Regions from separate parts of the Homo sapiens genome. Here all the other regions are linked to region 1. The links are chromatin loops, found by intact Hi-C in ENCODE. Cell type or tissue: endothelial cell of umbilical vein. All regions are shown on one strand.

The links. Peaks named below come from ENCODE experiments on the same cell type or tissue, not always from the same donor. Only the 100,000 strongest peaks of a DNase experiment are listed, where the experiment ranks them.
Region 2: it touches region 1 in a loop (9-fold over the local background); 8 of 110 quality-filtered maps call a loop at or near these places.
Region 3: it touches region 1 in a loop (12-fold over the local background); 34 of 110 quality-filtered maps call a loop at or near these places.
Region 4: a loop joins it to region 1, with 4 times the contacts of the local background. A loop is called at or near these places in 2 of 110 quality-filtered maps.

The regions. Positions count from the first base shown.
Region 1 is chr10:45,006,820-45,010,819 of GRCh38, reverse strand. No RefSeq gene overlaps it. Among named protein-coding and RNA genes, the nearest start is that of ZNF22, 7.9 kb to the right of the region's middle. In endothelial cell of umbilical vein, a CTCF peak has its summit at 2,038 (motif pointing left); a DNase peak (open chromatin) is centred at 2,049.
Region 2 is chr10:45,248,214-45,252,213 of GRCh38, reverse strand. No RefSeq gene overlaps it. Among named protein-coding and RNA genes, the nearest start is that of OR13A1, 65 kb to the left of the region's middle. In endothelial cell of umbilical vein, a CTCF peak has its summit at 1,965 (motif pointing left); a DNase peak (open chromatin) is centred at 2,043; H3K4me3 peaks cover 400 bases; H3K27ac peaks cover 236 bases.
Region 3 is chr10:45,233,086-45,237,085 of GRCh38, reverse strand. It overlaps the pseudogene CUBNP2. Among named protein-coding and RNA genes, the nearest start is that of MIR3156-1, 71 kb to the right of the region's middle. In endothelial cell of umbilical vein, a CTCF peak has its summit at 1,714 (motif pointing left); DNase peaks (open chromatin) are centred at 1,125 and 1,695; H3K27ac peaks cover 1,512 bases.
Region 4 is chr10:45,057,056-45,061,055 of GRCh38, reverse strand. No RefSeq gene overlaps it. Among named protein-coding and RNA genes, the nearest start is that of ZNF22, 58 kb to the right of the region's middle. In endothelial cell of umbilical vein, no CTCF peak of the experiment used is centred here; a DNase peak (open chromatin) is centred at 2,245; H3K27ac peaks cover 1,360 bases.

The sequences.
Region 1 (4,000 bases):
GAACATTCCATGCTCATGGGTAGGAAGAATCAATATCATGAAAATGGCCATACTGCCCAAGGTAATTTATAGATTCAATGCCATCCCCATCAAGCTACCAATGACTTTCTTCACAGAATTGGAAAAAACTACTTTAAAGTTCATATGGAACCAAAAAAGAGCCTGCATCGCCAAGTCAATCCTAAGCCAAAAGAACAAAGCTGGAGGCATCACACTAGCTGACTTCAAACTATACTACAAGGCTACAGTAACCAAAACAGCATGGTACTGGTACCAAAACAGAGATATAGATCAATGGAACAGAACAGAGCCCTCAGAAATAACGCTGCATATCTACAACTATCTGATCTTTGACAAACCTGAGAAAAACCAGCAATGGGGAAAGGATTCCCTATTTAATAAATGGTGCTGGGAAAACTGGCTAGCCATATGTAGAAAGCTGAAACTGGATCCCTTCCTTACACCTTATACAAAAATCAATTCAAGATGGATTAAAGACTTAAACGTTAGACCTAAAACCATAAAAACCCTAGAAGAAAACCTAGGCATTACCATTCAGGACATAGGCATGGGCAAGGACTTCATGTCTAAAACACCAAAAGCAATGGCAACAAAAGCCAAAATTGACAAATGGGATCTAATTAAACTAAAGAGCTTCTGCACAGCAAAAGAAACTACCATCAGAGTGAACAGGCAACCTACAAAATGGGAGAAAATTTTTGCAACCTACTCATCTGACAGAGGGCTAATATCCAGAATCTACAATGAACTCAAACAAATTTACAAGAAAAAAACAAACAACCCCATCAAAAAGTGGGCAAAGGACATGAACAGACACTTCTCAAAAGAAGACATTTATGCAGCCAAAAAACACATGAAAAAATGCTCACCATCACTGGCCATCAGAGAAATGCAAATCAAAACCACAATGAGATACCATCTCACACCAGTTAGAATGGCAATCATTAAAAAGTCAGGAAACAACAGGTGCTGGAGAGGATATGGAGAAATAGGAACTCTTTTACACTGTTGGTGGGACTATAAACTAGTTCAACCATTGTGGAAGTCAGTGTGGCGATTCCTCAGGGATCTAGAACTAGAAATACCATTTGACCCAGCCATCCCATTACTGGGTATATACCCAAAGGACTATAAATCATGCTGCTATAAAGACACATGCACACGTATGTTTACTGCGGCATTATTCATAATAGCAAAGACTTGGAACCAACCCAAATGTCCAACAATGATAGACTGGATTAAGAAAATGTGGCACATATACACCATGGAATACTATGCAGCCATAAAAAATGATGAGTTCATGTCCTTTGTAGAGACATGGATGAAATTGGAAATCATCATTCTCAGTAAACTATCGCAAGAACAAAAAACCAAACACTGCATATTCTCACTCATAGGTGGGAATTAAACAATGAGAACACATGGACACAGGAAGGGGAACATCACACTCTGGGGACTGTTGTGGGGTGGGGGAAGGGGGAGGGATAGCATTGGGAGATATACCTAATGCTAGATGACGAGTTAGTGGGTGCAGCGCACCAGCATGGCACACGTATACATATGTAACTAACCTGCACATTGTGCACATGTACCCTAAAACTTAAAGTATAATAATAATAAATAAAATTAAAAAAAAACCCAACTTTTTGAATGTCAATGTGACGCCACAAGTGGAAAATTCCTCACCTGACCTCATGTGATAGGTCACAGTCAAAACTTTGTTTCATGTGCAGAATTATTAAAAATATTACCTTCAGGCTATGTATACAAGGGATATAATAAACACATGAACTTCATGTTTAGACTTGAGTCCCATCCCCAAGATACCTCATCATGTACATACAAATATTCCAAAAAATAATTAAAAATCTGAATTCTGACACACATCCGGTCTCCAGCATTTCAGATAAGGGACACTCAACCTGTGCAAGTTGAATGTGGAGAAACTACAGGACACGCTGTTTTCCATGATCTCTCCTTTGCTGCCATCTAGTGACAGTTTTGTGTAACGTCAAATAGAAAAAGTGTCTTCTAACAATGAAGTTTTGATGTGGCTATTTCCTCTACTTATGCAGCGCCCTCACTGGACTGAAGTATTTCCAACTGAGCCTGGGAATTTAATTTGCTGGTTTGCATCAGCAGTGACACTTAATCTCCTCAAGAGCACTTACTAAACTACACTCTGGGTCCTGCACAAAGCGACGCAAGCTGACTTCTGAAAATGACGTATGGTACTACAGCACAAGCAAAGGTCATGAGAGCATCATAAAAAGCCTATTATTGAACAAATACATGACACTACATTGGAGCCAGATGCCTTAGTGGGAAATGAGTTTTTTCTATAAAAATGTGCAGCCATGTGTATACGTTGTTTCATATTGTTGGTACTGTATCTTTGGAAACAAACTCTGGAAATATAATTTCTGGATCAGAGAGTAAATGCATATATACTTCTGCTAGATATTGCCAAATCCCTCCTCAGTATGGGTTGTAACATTTTGTATCCCACCATCAGCCTTAGTTTGGCTGGTTCTCCACAGCCTTACCAACAGAGTAGGTTTTACACTTTTGATACATAAGAAATAGTAGCTCCTTGTAGTTTTATTTCTCTTATTATTGTCCTTTCAGCCAAAGTCTAGCCACAAAAAGAGAAACCAGACCAATTATTCTAATAGAGAAAATGGAATACAGATGCTGGGTTAAACTGAAGTGGTGAACTTATCAGGCAAAGAAGAAACATGGACATAACAGAAAGTCTAACTAGCTATATTAAACTATGTGGAATACACAGAATGGACTCAGTTTTCTCACTGAACCTGAACTTCTCTTCATGACTGTTTGCCCCTGAATCATCATATTGTCCCCTCTTTGACTCACCTGCTTAAATTCTGATATTTAGCCTTTTAATCCCACTGAATAGAGAGGCTTCTTGTATCCTAGGGGACCCATTTAGATTGCCCTGAACATAGAGATATAACCAGGTTCTCTCTGGGATTTAAGGTTACTCATCTCAGAAGCTTCATTTAAATTGGCATACCCATCCTGAATTCCTGAATTCAAAAAATCTGTGCCTGAGATGTCTCTTGACAAATTGGGAGGTAGCATAACACATTAGTAACCTGGTGTTATGAACTTGGCACAGTTCCTGAAATGCTCTACGACGTAATCGACATTTATGACAAAGATAACATACAAAGAAACTTACAACTATGTCAGTTGATGTATATTGACGTAAAAGTTCTAAATAAAATACTGTCAGATATTATAACACCAGAATTATAAAATGCCATTACTTAGTAGGACTAAGTTGCTCAATCTATTCTGATACATTACCAACCATGTGGATCAAAGGAAAAAAATTATCATCCATAAAAAGACTATGAAAGATTTGTTCTTTCTATATTTAAATGCAATGATTCTAAGCAATAGAGCTATTTGTGCTTGGATTTACTGTAAGGAATGCAGCTATGAATTATGTTTCTGTCATTTTTGTCTCTTTCCATCACTCAGCAGTAAAATTTATCCATTTCAAACTGTTCTGGATTAATTTGCACCTCTTCTGAACAATAAAACAAGAAAAAAGTAATTCTTTCACCAGATGTCACAATGCTTTATTTGAAAAATGACAGAAAAGAATCTCTTAGTTATCAGTTTACTACAGAACTCTGAATTTAGGAAACAGCCATTATACTTATCCCTAAATGAGACTAAAATAGGCAGTCCCCCTATTTTACCAGTGTGGTGAGAAATCCTACTTTGGAGTCCCCTCAACATATCTAGGGTTACATTACAATCTAGCGCTTCATGTGGACCAGGAAATTGGAGGAAGGTCCTCTGGTCTTCAGTTCATCATGACTGCAATTGGGAAGTTCAATTGTCCAAGCTGGTTGGTCTGTTTGAAATCAATGTGCAACAGGGACCAGGCTCTTGCTCTTGGAGGTGAGTCCTCCTGGCACCCACTCAGCATCCTCTCATGGGT
Region 2 (4,000 bases), 240 kb before region 1:
GTCTCTTCTATTTCTTTGTAAGATATTTCATAAAATAGGTGCTAATTTTTTTTTTTTTTTTTTTGAGATGGAGTCTCACTTTGTCACCAGGCTAGAGTGCAGTGGTGTGATCTTGGCTCACTGCAACCTCTGTCTTCTAGGTTCAAGTGATTCTCCTGCCTCAGCCTCCCAAGTAGCTGAGATTACAGGTACCCACCACCTAATTTTTGTATTTTTAGTAGAGACAGGGTTTCTCCATGTGGGCCAGGATGGTCTTGATCTCCTGACCTCATGATCTGCCTGCCTCAGCTTTCCAAAGTGCTGGGATTACAGGCATGAGCCACCATGCTCAGCCACAACCCAATTTTTCCTAAAACATATGGAGATTTCTTTTTGGGAGTTTTGAAATTTTGAATTCAATTTTCTTATTTGGTATAGGATTATTCAAATAATTTATTTCATATTAAGTGAGTTGTGGTATTGGTTCATCTCCTTAAAGTTGTCAAATTTATGTCTGTAGTGTTTTTAGCATTCCCTTATTATCTTTTTAATGTTTGTAGGGTCTCTATTAATGTCTCCTGTTTCATTACTGGTACTGATGATTTGAGTCTTCTCTCTTTTTTCATTGGCAGTCTTGATAGAGTTTTTCAAATTTATTGATTTTTTCAAAGAACCAGCTCTTTTTAATTGATTATCTCTTTTGTTTTTCTGTTTTTAATTTTATTGATTTCTGCTCTTATAACTATTATTTTCTTGTTTTTGCTTGCTTTGAATTTATTTTTCTCTTCTTTGTCTGGGTTCTTGAGGTGGGAGCACCTCAAAAAGTTGGGGGCACAAAATAAAGTGTAACATTTGTATTGGTTCTCTTTTTGCTTCATTGTTAGTTTGTTTCTGTAATTAGTGTTAAGTTGTGATCAGCATAAATAATGGGTTATATTATTTGCAAACCTCAGGGTAAACTCAAATAAAAAACAAAACAGATACACAAAAAATGAAAGGCAAGAAGTTAAATCTACTACCAGAGAAAATTATCTTCATTAAAAGCAAGACAAGAAGGAAGGAAAGAAGAAAGAGAAGACCACAAAATAACCAGAAACAAATAACAAAATTGCAGAAGTAAGTCCTTACTTATAATTACATTGAAAGTAAATAGACTAAACTCTCCCATTAAAAGACATAGAGTGGGCTGCAGCCAAGATGGCTGAACAGGAACAGCTCCTGTCTACAGCTCCCAGCATGAGCAATGCAGAAGATGGGTGATTTCTGCATTTCCATCTGAGGTACCGGGTTCATCTCACTAGGGAGTGCCAGACAGTGGGCGCAGGATAGTGGGTGCAGTGCACCATGTGCGAGCCGAAGAAAGGCAAGACATTGCCTCACTCAGGAAGTGCAAGGGGTCAGGGAGTTCCCTTTCCTAGCCAAAGAAAGAGGTGACAGATGGCACCTGGAAAATTGGGTCACTCCCACCCTAATACTGCACTTTTCCGATGGGCTTAAAAAATGGCGCACCAGGAGATTATATCCCACACATGGCTCAGAGGGTCCAATGCCCACGGGGTCTCGCTGATTGCTAGCACAGCAGTCTGAGATCAAACTGCAAGGTGGCAGCAAGCCTGGGGGAGCTGCTTGGTGTGGTGGCGGGCACCTGTAATCCCTTGGGAGGCTGAGGCTAGAGAATCATTTGAACTCAGGAGGCGGAGGTTGCAGTGAGCTAAGGCAAGATCACGCCATCGCATCACGCCTGTTGCTTGGGCAACAGGGCGAGACTCCATGTCAAAAAAAAAAAAATGCTTGCTAATATAAACGTGATCATAAAGACAGCAATGATTATCATGAAATTTTAACTTGCTTACCAGAAAAAGTGCATGATCTAAAACTTGGCAAATGTGCTGTTCCGTGAAACAAGGGGGTGAAGATTAGAAAACTCGAGCTTCTTCGGATTCTGAATTAACTGAAATCATATTTAAGTTGGAAAGACAGTGCCATCTAGTGGTGCATTTCTTTTTCTTTTGAAATTACTGGTTTTAGCCATTCCTGCCTTATATAATTCTAGCACTTTAGGATAATGTCAGTGGTCATGGTCATGGCTGTTCTGTGGCCTTGAGCACATCATAGCTCTGCTATGAATTTAATATTTGGAGTTAGATACACACAGATACTCATTTAGAAATACAATAGGGCGGGGCGCGGTGGCTCACGCCTGTAATCCCAGAGGCAGAGGTTGCAGTGAGCCAATATCACGCCATTGCACTCCAGCCTGGGTGACAAGAGCGAAACTCCGTCTCAAAAAAAAAAAAAAAAAAAAAAAAAAAAAAAAAAAAAAAAGAAAGAAAAAGAAAAAAGAAAAAAAAAAAGAAACAGAAAAGGGGCACTGCGGATCACGAGGTCAGCAGATCGAGACCATCCTGGCTAACACGGTGAAACCCCGTCTCTAGTAAAAATACAAAAAAAATTAGCCGGGCGCGGTGGCGGGCTCCTGCAGTCCCAGCTACTCTCGGGAGGCTGAGGCAGGAGAATGGCGTGAACCCGGGAGGCGGAGCTTGCAGTGAGCCGAGATAGCGCCACTGCAGTCCGGCCTGGAGAAAGAGGGAGACTCCGTTTCAAAAAAAAAAAAAAAAGAAAAAGAAAAAGAAATATAATGAAGATTACTCAGAAGAAAACAAATGTTTTCTAGTTATGTGTTTGAGAGAAATCCAAGCACCCACTATTTCAAAGGATGTTTCTAGAAGGCTGCCATGGCTGCGAATTGTTCTGGGTGCTGGCGACACCACAGTGAAGAAGTCAGACAGAGTCTCCGTCTCCCCACCCGTGGGACTTACATCCTTGTTGGGAAAGAGACCGGACAAAGCAAATAAACAATAAATAAGATCGGTTTTGATTATAATAGGAAAATAAAACAGGATGATGCTGGGGGAGGGCAACATTCGATAGCACGGGCTTCTCTGAGGAGGTGACATGTGAGGTGAGGGCCCATGACAGGGAGTCCTTAGCTGTGCGGGTTCAGCTTCAGCTGAGGAAAGAAGTCTCCTGGCAGGAAGAGCTGCAGGAGCAGGGCCATGGGCAGGAGTCCTCCTGGGATGAAGGAAGTGCAACCAGCAGTGAGGTGCGGGCGGCCTGGGAAGGAGGCACAGGCCAGAGCAGCTGGGGCTTGCAGACCGTGAGAAGGAGCTGGAATTTTACTTTAGGTGCAACAGGGATCTGCCGGAGCATTTTAGTCAGAGCAGGAGCAGCATCTCATTGGAGTTTGCAGACATGCAGGCAATTCAGTGGAGAACACTATGGCTGCTCCGGAATTAGTTCTATTAAGAAGATGTTTCAGTGGGAACAGGTGAAGAACAATGGTGGTCACCTGGAGATGGAGCCCTCTGAGATATGTTTTGAAGGTAGAATGGAGTGGATGTGGAGTGAAGAGAGAGGAATCAGAGATGACTGAAGTTGTAGGCTTGAAACACTGAGGTAAAGAAGTCTCAGGGAGAACAGTTTTGGGAGGGCTTGTGGAAGAGAGGAATCAAAGCACTTGTTTATTTATTTATTAGATATTTATTGAGTGCCTCTCATGTGCAGACACCTAAAAACTGGGAACATGGCAGTGAGCAGAACAGAAATCTGTGCATTCATGGAACTTGTATTCTCTTCAGCGGGAAAGACAATGAAATAAACAAGTTAGCCTGGGCAACATAACAAGACCACATCTCTAAAATTTTTTTTATTAGCTATGCATAGTGGCATGCACCTGTAGTCCCAGTACTTAGGAGGCTGAGGTGGGAGGATCACTTGAGCCCAGAAGTTCAAGGCTGCAGTGAACTATGATTGTAGCCCTGCACTCCAGCCTGGACAACAGAGTGAGACCTTGTCTCCAAAAAAAAAAAAAGTTAAATATGTAGTATGTAGAAGAAGGTAATACTTGCTGTGGAGAAAAGTCAAGCAGGAAAGGAGATGGGAATGTTGGGAGAGTTTACACAAGGAAGGCCGTATTGAGTTGGGGCTATCTTTTTTTTTTTTTTTTGGAGACAGTCTTGCT
Region 3 (4,000 bases), 230 kb before region 1:
TGAAACCCTGTCTCCACTAAAAATACAAAAATTAACTGGACATGGTAGTGCATGCCTATAATCCCAGCTACTTGGGAGGCTGAGACTGGAGAATCACTTGAACCTGGGAGATGGAGGCCGTAGTGACCTGAGATCACACCACAGCACTCCAGCCTGCGTGACAGAGCAAGATTCTATCTCAAAAAAACCCACCAAGATTAATGAGTTGCCCAAAATGCTCTGCTAGACTGAGGTGGAGATGGGACTAGACCTCGGTGGTCAAAGGCCCAGCCAGGTGCTCCGTAACTATGACAGCCAGCTTCTTCCTGTCCTGGAGGCGATCTGGATCTCCACAGATATGTAGTCTATATGTAGTCTAAATCATGACAGCCTTCATATACAGATTAACAAATTGAACAAATTAACACCAAAACTTGAAGTATTCGACCTTAAGTATGTCAGTTATTAGGGTGGTAAAGTTACTTTTATAATGAAGTCATTCCTGCCACCACCTACAATCACACACTTCCTCTTGGTTTAGTGCTGAATTTTCCTTCTAATTTTACTTCACTCACATCATTGGCATCAACTCAGGGTAAGCAAAGATCTCCGCACCATCGAAAGCACAGAGGCAACAACTTGATTTTCTCCCACAGTTACTTTATTAAGTTTTTGTTTGTTTGTTTTGTTTTGTTTTTGTTTGTTTGATTGTTTTCCATTCTGCTGTCAACCCCCGATTTTCAAAGTACAGTCCTGGAGGAAGTTGTCCTTGGATCGTGATATGCAGGCAAAGGCATGTGTGTTGAGGATGGAAGAGGTGGTGGTGGCGATGGGAAGAGAGGGGAAGTGAGGAGAAAGGGTGTAGCCCAAAGAAGAGGAACAGGAAAAGCGGTTTCTGCCTCTATTATTCTTGCAGAGTCTCAGCACCTTAAGAAAATGAAGTCTTATTGCCTAACAAGCCAGACTGGATGGCTTATACATTGTTGAATCAAACTTCCTGTCCTGTTTTCCTTGCAGGATGTGGTGGAACTCTTTATGGAGACAGAGGCTCATTCACCAGCCCTGGCTATCCAGGCACCTATCCAAACAACACGAACTGCGAGTGGGCACTGGTAGCTCCTGCTGGAAGGCTTCTCACTGTCAACTTTTACTTCATCAGCATTGACGATCCAGGAGACTGTGTCCAGAACTATCTCACACTCTACGATGGGCCCAACGTCAGCTCTCCATCCTATGGACCATACTGCAGAGGCGTGAGTAGAACAAACATTTTATATTCCCATTTGTTATGTTTAGACAATGAGTCACTTAATGTAGACTTTTTTTTTTTTTTTTGAGACAGAGTCTCGCTCTTGTCACCCAGGCTGGAGTGCAGGGGCACAACCTCAGCTCACTGCAACCTCCGCCTCCCAGGTTCAAGCAATTCTCCTGCCTCAGCCTCGTGAGTAGCTGGGATTACAGGGGCCTGCCACCACGCCCGGCTAATTTTTGTACTTTTAGTAGAGACGGGATTTCGCCATGTTGCCCAGGCTGGTCTTGAACTCCTGACCTCAGGTGATCCGCCCACCTTGGCTTCCCAAAGTGCTGGGATTACAGGCGTGAGCCACTGCGCCCGGCCTGGTGTAGGCTTTTAAAGGCAGACACATGCAGAGTACAAAGCACAGCCTTTAACAAATTGAGCAGTTTTCCGACTTGCCTTTCTATTCTCGGAGCATGAGTGCCATCTGGTGGGCATTGCATTAAATTACTATTAATAGTTACCAAAATCAGCTCTGCTTCAGAATCACCTGTGGAGTTACTTACATTAGACTTCCAGTTCCCACTGAAACCTATTGAATCAGGATTTCCCGGGGAGGAGCCACAGCATGCTGTTTTTTAAAAGCTCCCTCTGTGACGTCAGTGCACCGCCTAGGGTTGAATACCCATGTTTATTTCTGCATAAATAAAACTATAGAACATTTGGACACCTGGCTCTATTTTATCTACTTCTTGCTGAAAATTGCAGGAATTCTTTGAAGAAATGGTGACTGATAGTTTGTTTTTGTAAAGCTCATATCAGGGCTTTACAAACAACAACTCAGAATCTGATGTTGATTCAATATTGCAGGCATCTGTGCTTACGGTCCTCTCATTTTATGTGCAAGTAGATACTTAAAGAGAGTATGGGCTCACACCTGTAATCCCAACACTTTGGGAGGCCCAGGCAGTTGGATCACTTGAGGTCAGGAGTTTAAGATCAGCCTGGCCAACATAGGGAAACCCCATCTCTACTAAAAATACAAAAATTAGCCAGCATAGTGGCACACGCCTATAATCCCAGCTACTCAGTAGGCTGAGGCAGGAGAATCGCTTGAGCCCAGAAGGTGGAGGTTGCAGTGACCCGAGATTGCGCCACTGCACTCCAGCCTGGGCGACAGAGCCAGACTCTGTCTCAAAAAACAAGAGAGTAAGTAAGGGAAAAGTGGCTGCTGGCAAGTGGGTATCTGTTTCTAATTTTTCTGCTCTTTAATCACTTAGGCTTTGTAATCAAACTAGACAGAGAATTATATCAGCTGGAAATCTAGATGGTTTTTTAAAATATATTATTTATAAAATTGATAAATGCTATTTTCAGAAGTATCAGAAAATAGACTAATTTTTCTAACACCCTAGCATTCTCATATATTCTTAACACCTTTCTTTGAATATCTTTGCATATATTTTACATGCATATTTTTTACTGTTTGATGTTGTGTTTTTTCCACTTACCAATACATCATTAATATCTTATCTTAATAAAAACACTGGTGCATCGTATTTAGTTTTTGGAGAGTATTCCATTGCATAAGTGCAGCCTAATTTATTTAACGAAGCCCCTCTAAGTGGACATTTAGGTCTCTTGAACTTTTTGCAACTACAGACAACACTTAATAAACTTTTTGTTAGTGATATCTTTATACACGGAGTTACATTACTTGGTGAGAAATGGTGATCGCAGGACCAGCAGATACTGTATTACGGGGTTGCACAGAAGGCCCACAGACAGAGACCCCAGTAAATGTGCCACACATCAGATTTAGAAGCTAACCAGCTCTTAGACATTGAATTGAAATTTACAAACATTTCAAAAGGGAGGAAAAGAGACAATTTTAACAATATCATGACTTTATATTGACAGGTTTTTTTTTTTTTGTGGGCATGGTTTTCAGTGGCTTGCAAACATATAACCCCATTTGATCCCCACAGTGACAATCCCGTAAGGTGGAAAGAACAAGTATATCCTGGACTTTGCAGATAAAAGAAAACTGAGTCACTGAGAGAAGTGATTGCCATTTAATCCAGTGCCGCGTTAAGCTGTAATATATAGCGAGATACATCAATTTTTAAACTGTTGGTGTTTACAGTATTTTCCCAGTTTTACATTTTCTTTTATAAATGTAGATATAATTTCATGTGTAATTGTTTTTTTCCTTAAAGGTACCACTGATTTAACACTTTATAAATGTTAAACATAAATTTAAAAAAGTAAAACATAAGTATAAAATAGTCAATTTACATAGAGAGGTAGCTCTTATTTTGCTAATATTTACATACTTACAACTTTTTGTAAGTATGTAACTTTTTGTAAGTTGTAATATTTTGCTAATATTTACATACATACAACTTTTACATTTTACATACATACATATTTACATGCATATTCACATACAAAAGTCATATACTTTTTTATATATACTCCTTAAGTATACAATTCAACTTTTGTATGTATGTAAATATGCATGTAAATATGTATGTAAAATGTAAACTTACATTTATATACATACAATTTACATACAGAGGTGGCTCCTTATTTTGCTAATATAAATACAAACCATCCCCTGATTTGGGAGATATTTTGTGTTATGGTAAATACCATTGTTCACAGGGAAATCCTCTATCCCTTGCAACTACAGAATATGAACATCAAGCAAATGAAAGAATAATGGGAAAAACAAGGAGAATCAAAGGAGATTCTAAAACTTCTGTTGACTGTCCATACTAG
Region 4 (4,000 bases), 50 kb before region 1:
AACAAAAATGAGATGGCTTATTTTTTTCTTTCCAGAAAATCCTAGCCAGAGTCCCTGCAAGCAGACCTCAGTGTGAGCCTGCAGTCTGCAGGGCCAAATGTTCAGGTTTCTGTCATTTGATCTAATACAAGCTTAAGTACTGATTACAATCATTTTGTTGGAGGTGTGTGTGTGTGTATGTGTGTGTGTGTGTGTGTGTGTGAGAGAGAGAGAGAGAGAGAATGACAGGGTCTCATTCTATTGCCCAGTCTGGAATGCAGTGGTGCCATAATGGCTCACTGCAGCTTTGAACTTCCCGGTAAGCGATCCTCCCACCTCAGCCTCCCAAGCACCTCAGCCTCCCAAGTAACTGGGACTACAGGCTATGCCACTAGGCCTGGCTATTTTTTCTTTCTTTCTTTTATCTTTTTTTTTTTTTTTTGAGAAGGAGTCCCGCTCTGTCACCGGGCCGGAGTGCAGTGGCACCATCTTGGCTCACAGCAGTCTCTGCCTCCCGAGCTCAAGCGATTCTCCTGCCTCAGCCTCCCGGGTAGCTGGAACTACAGGCACATGCCACCACACCCAGCTAATTTTTGTATTTTTAGTAGAGACGGGGTTTCACCATGTTGGCCAGGATGGTCTCAATCTCCTGACCTCGTGATCCACCCGCCTCAGCCTCCCAAAGTGCTGGCATTATAGGCATGAGCCACCGTGCCCAGCCGCTGTTTTCTTTTTTAATTTTTTGTAGAGATGAGATCTCACTATGTTGCCCACACTGGTCTCAAACTCCTGGCCCCAAGCGATCCTCCCGCCTCAGTGTCCTGAAGCGCTGGGATTATAGGCATGAGCCACTGTGCCCAGCAGAACCATTATTAATTGGAGAGTAAGATGAAGCCGAGCAACAGAGGCAGGTGGAGGTGGCAGTTTGATCGGCCATCTTAAAATTCAAAGAGGAAAGGAAACTTCACCTGCCTCCTTGACCTCCTACTTCCTTTCCCTCTCCTCCCCTCCCCTACCCCAATCGAATTGCATGATCAGACCTGAGAAAGAAGAGAGACTTAAAAGAGAACAGGGTGAGGACTTCTGCAGCAGCAAAATGACCAATGAAGAGCTTGTGCCCCACTTTTCACTACATGGAGGAATAGCCCAGGTGCTTGGCGGACAGCTGCAGCTGGATGCAAATCCTGAAACCAGGAGGTCCTGGCCAGGTGCGGTGACTCATGCCTATAATCTCAACACTTTGGGAGGCCAAGGCAAGAGGATCACTTGAGGCCAGGTGTTTGAGAACAGCCTGGGCAACATAGTGAGGCCCCATCTCTACAAAAAGTAGAAAAATTTGCTGGGCATGGTGGCATGCTCTGTAGTCTCAGCTATTCAGGAGGCTAAGGTGGGAGGACAGCTCAAGCCCAGGAGTTCAATGCTGCCATGAGCCACAATGGCATCACTGAACTCTAGCCTGGGCAACACAGCGAGATCCTGTCTCTACTTAAATAAATAAATAAAATAAAAGTAAGAAGTCCCATCTCTCTCAGAAAACCACCAACCAGTAAATGATAATACCCATACATGGGAGATGAACAGGAGCTTTCAGCTGTATTATCCCACACAAATCCTCCTTCAGTCAGTTCATTCAGTAGGAGACTTCTGCTGTTGCGAGGATAAGGAAATGGTCAGCTTGTGCAAGAATCCTCTGTATGAGAAAGAAAAGACACAATACCAGAATTTGGATTTTCGGTCTGAGTCAGATCTCTTTCTTACCTCTCTGACACATTTAAATGAGTAACTATCACAAAGCAAAGGAAAATAAAGAAATACTAGACTTGTTCTCTATCCTTAAAGAGCTTCCTGATCTGTCTGGGAATTCAGGGCATCATCTGGCTGTGAGTTACAGCTGTAATAGCTCAGTACAATGGCTGGGATGTTATGTAAGGGCAATGAGTTTATGCTTGCATTCTAGGGATAATCATCTCTCACCTGCTCTCTAGAATGCGCAGCCCAGAGGCGGTCAGCAGTACTTAATCAGAAAGGGCCACACATTGGGTGATACAGCTTGGCTCTGTGTCCCCACTGAAATCTCATCTTGAATGTAACCCCATGTGTTGGGGGAGGGGCCTGGTGGGAGGTGATTGGATCATGGGGGCTGATTTCCCTCTTGCTCTTCTTGTGATAGTGAGTTCTCCTGAAACCTGGTTGTTTGAAATTGTGTGGCACTTTCCCCTTCACTTCCTGCTCCGCAGTAGTAAGATGTGCTTGCTTCCCCTATTCCTCCCACATGATTGTAAATTTCCTGAGGCCTCCTAGTCATGCTTCCTGTTAAGCCTGAAGAACCATGAGTCAATTAAACCTCTTTTCTTCATATAAATTACCCAGTCTCAAGTAGTTCTGTATAGCAGTGTGAAAACAGACTAATACACTGGGGCAACAAATGTAAGTTCATCTGTTATCCTTATTGCCATCAAAAATTCATATTTTGCAAGTCAATAGGGCAGCTCCTCAAAAAATTAAAATTAAATTACCACGTGACCCAGTCATTCCACTTCTGGACATTTCCCCAAATGAGTTGAAAGCAGGGTCACAAAGAGATATTCAAACATCCATGTTCATAGCAGCTCTATTCACAATTAGCCAAAACATAGAGCAACTCAAGTGTTCATCAAAGGATGAGTGCATAAAAAAAGGTGGTATATACATGTGAAGGAATTCAGCATTAAAAAGGTAGAAAATTATAATATGTGCCACAATGTGAATGAATTTCTTTAATTCAGACAATGAAGATGGTACAGCCTAAACCCTGACTTTTGATCCTGGTATTGTTTTTGGTTAAGCTGTTGTTTTTGATGGTAGACATCAGGTCCATTTTTCTCTTAAAACTATTTTGTGTTTACCATAGTAAAATTATGTTTCTAATCCATCTAAAAGCTGCATGAAATTATTTAGATCTGGAGGAAGAAGGGGGCTAGAAAAAGCCTCGTCTCACACCTCTTGGGATGAACCTTGAGGACATTATGCCAAGTAAAGTGGGACAATCACAAAAGGCCAAGTATTGTCTGATTCCACTTAATGAAGTAGTGAAAATCATCAACTTTATAGACAGAAAGTAGAATGATGATTGCCAGGGGTTCGGGGGAGGAGAGAATGGGCAGTTACTATTTAATAGGGACAGAGTTTCCATTTTGCAAGATGAAAAGAGTTCTGAAGATAGATGGTGGTGATGGTTGCACAACAATGTGAATGTATTCAATGCTATTAAACTGTATACTTACAATGATTAAGATGGTACATTTTCCAGCCTGGCCAACAGGGCATAACCACATCTCTACTAAAAATGCAAAAATTAGCTGGGCATGGTGGTGTGTGCCTGTAGTCCCAGCTACTCGGGAGGCTGAGGCACGAGAATCACTTGAACCCAGGAGGTGGAGGCTGCAGTGAGCCAAGATTGCACCACTGCACTCCAGCCTGGACAACAGCATAAGACTCTGTCTCAAACAAAACAAAACAAAACAAAACAAAAAGATGGTAAATTTTATGTTTCATATATTTAACCAGAATTTAAAAAATAACAATAGATAAATTTATAAAAAATTGTTTTAATGTTTTGCAAATGAACATATTGAATGTCAAAAATGGGTTTTCATTAGTGAAACAAGTAACTTTCAAGTAGCATAATTAATATTAGAAAATGACTTTCATTGGTGAAATGAAATGTAGTCAGAGCATGTGGATTCACTAAAATTGTCATTGCTCCCCAGCCTTACATGAACCGGGCATAGAAGAGCATTCAGCCAGTGCTGGGTACTCCAAGGACAGCACTCGAGGTCTGATCCCTGGGCAGAGCACAGTGTAGTCAGTGATGTTTGTAGAGATGGGATCTCATCATGTTGCCCAGGCTGATCTGGAACTCCTGGCCTCAAGCAATCCTCCCGCCTCAGCCTCCTGAGCTAGGATCAATCCATTGTTGAAGAGTACATGGATGTTACTTTGCAGACTGTCAACCTGAATTTGTGTTTGCTTGACATTGCCT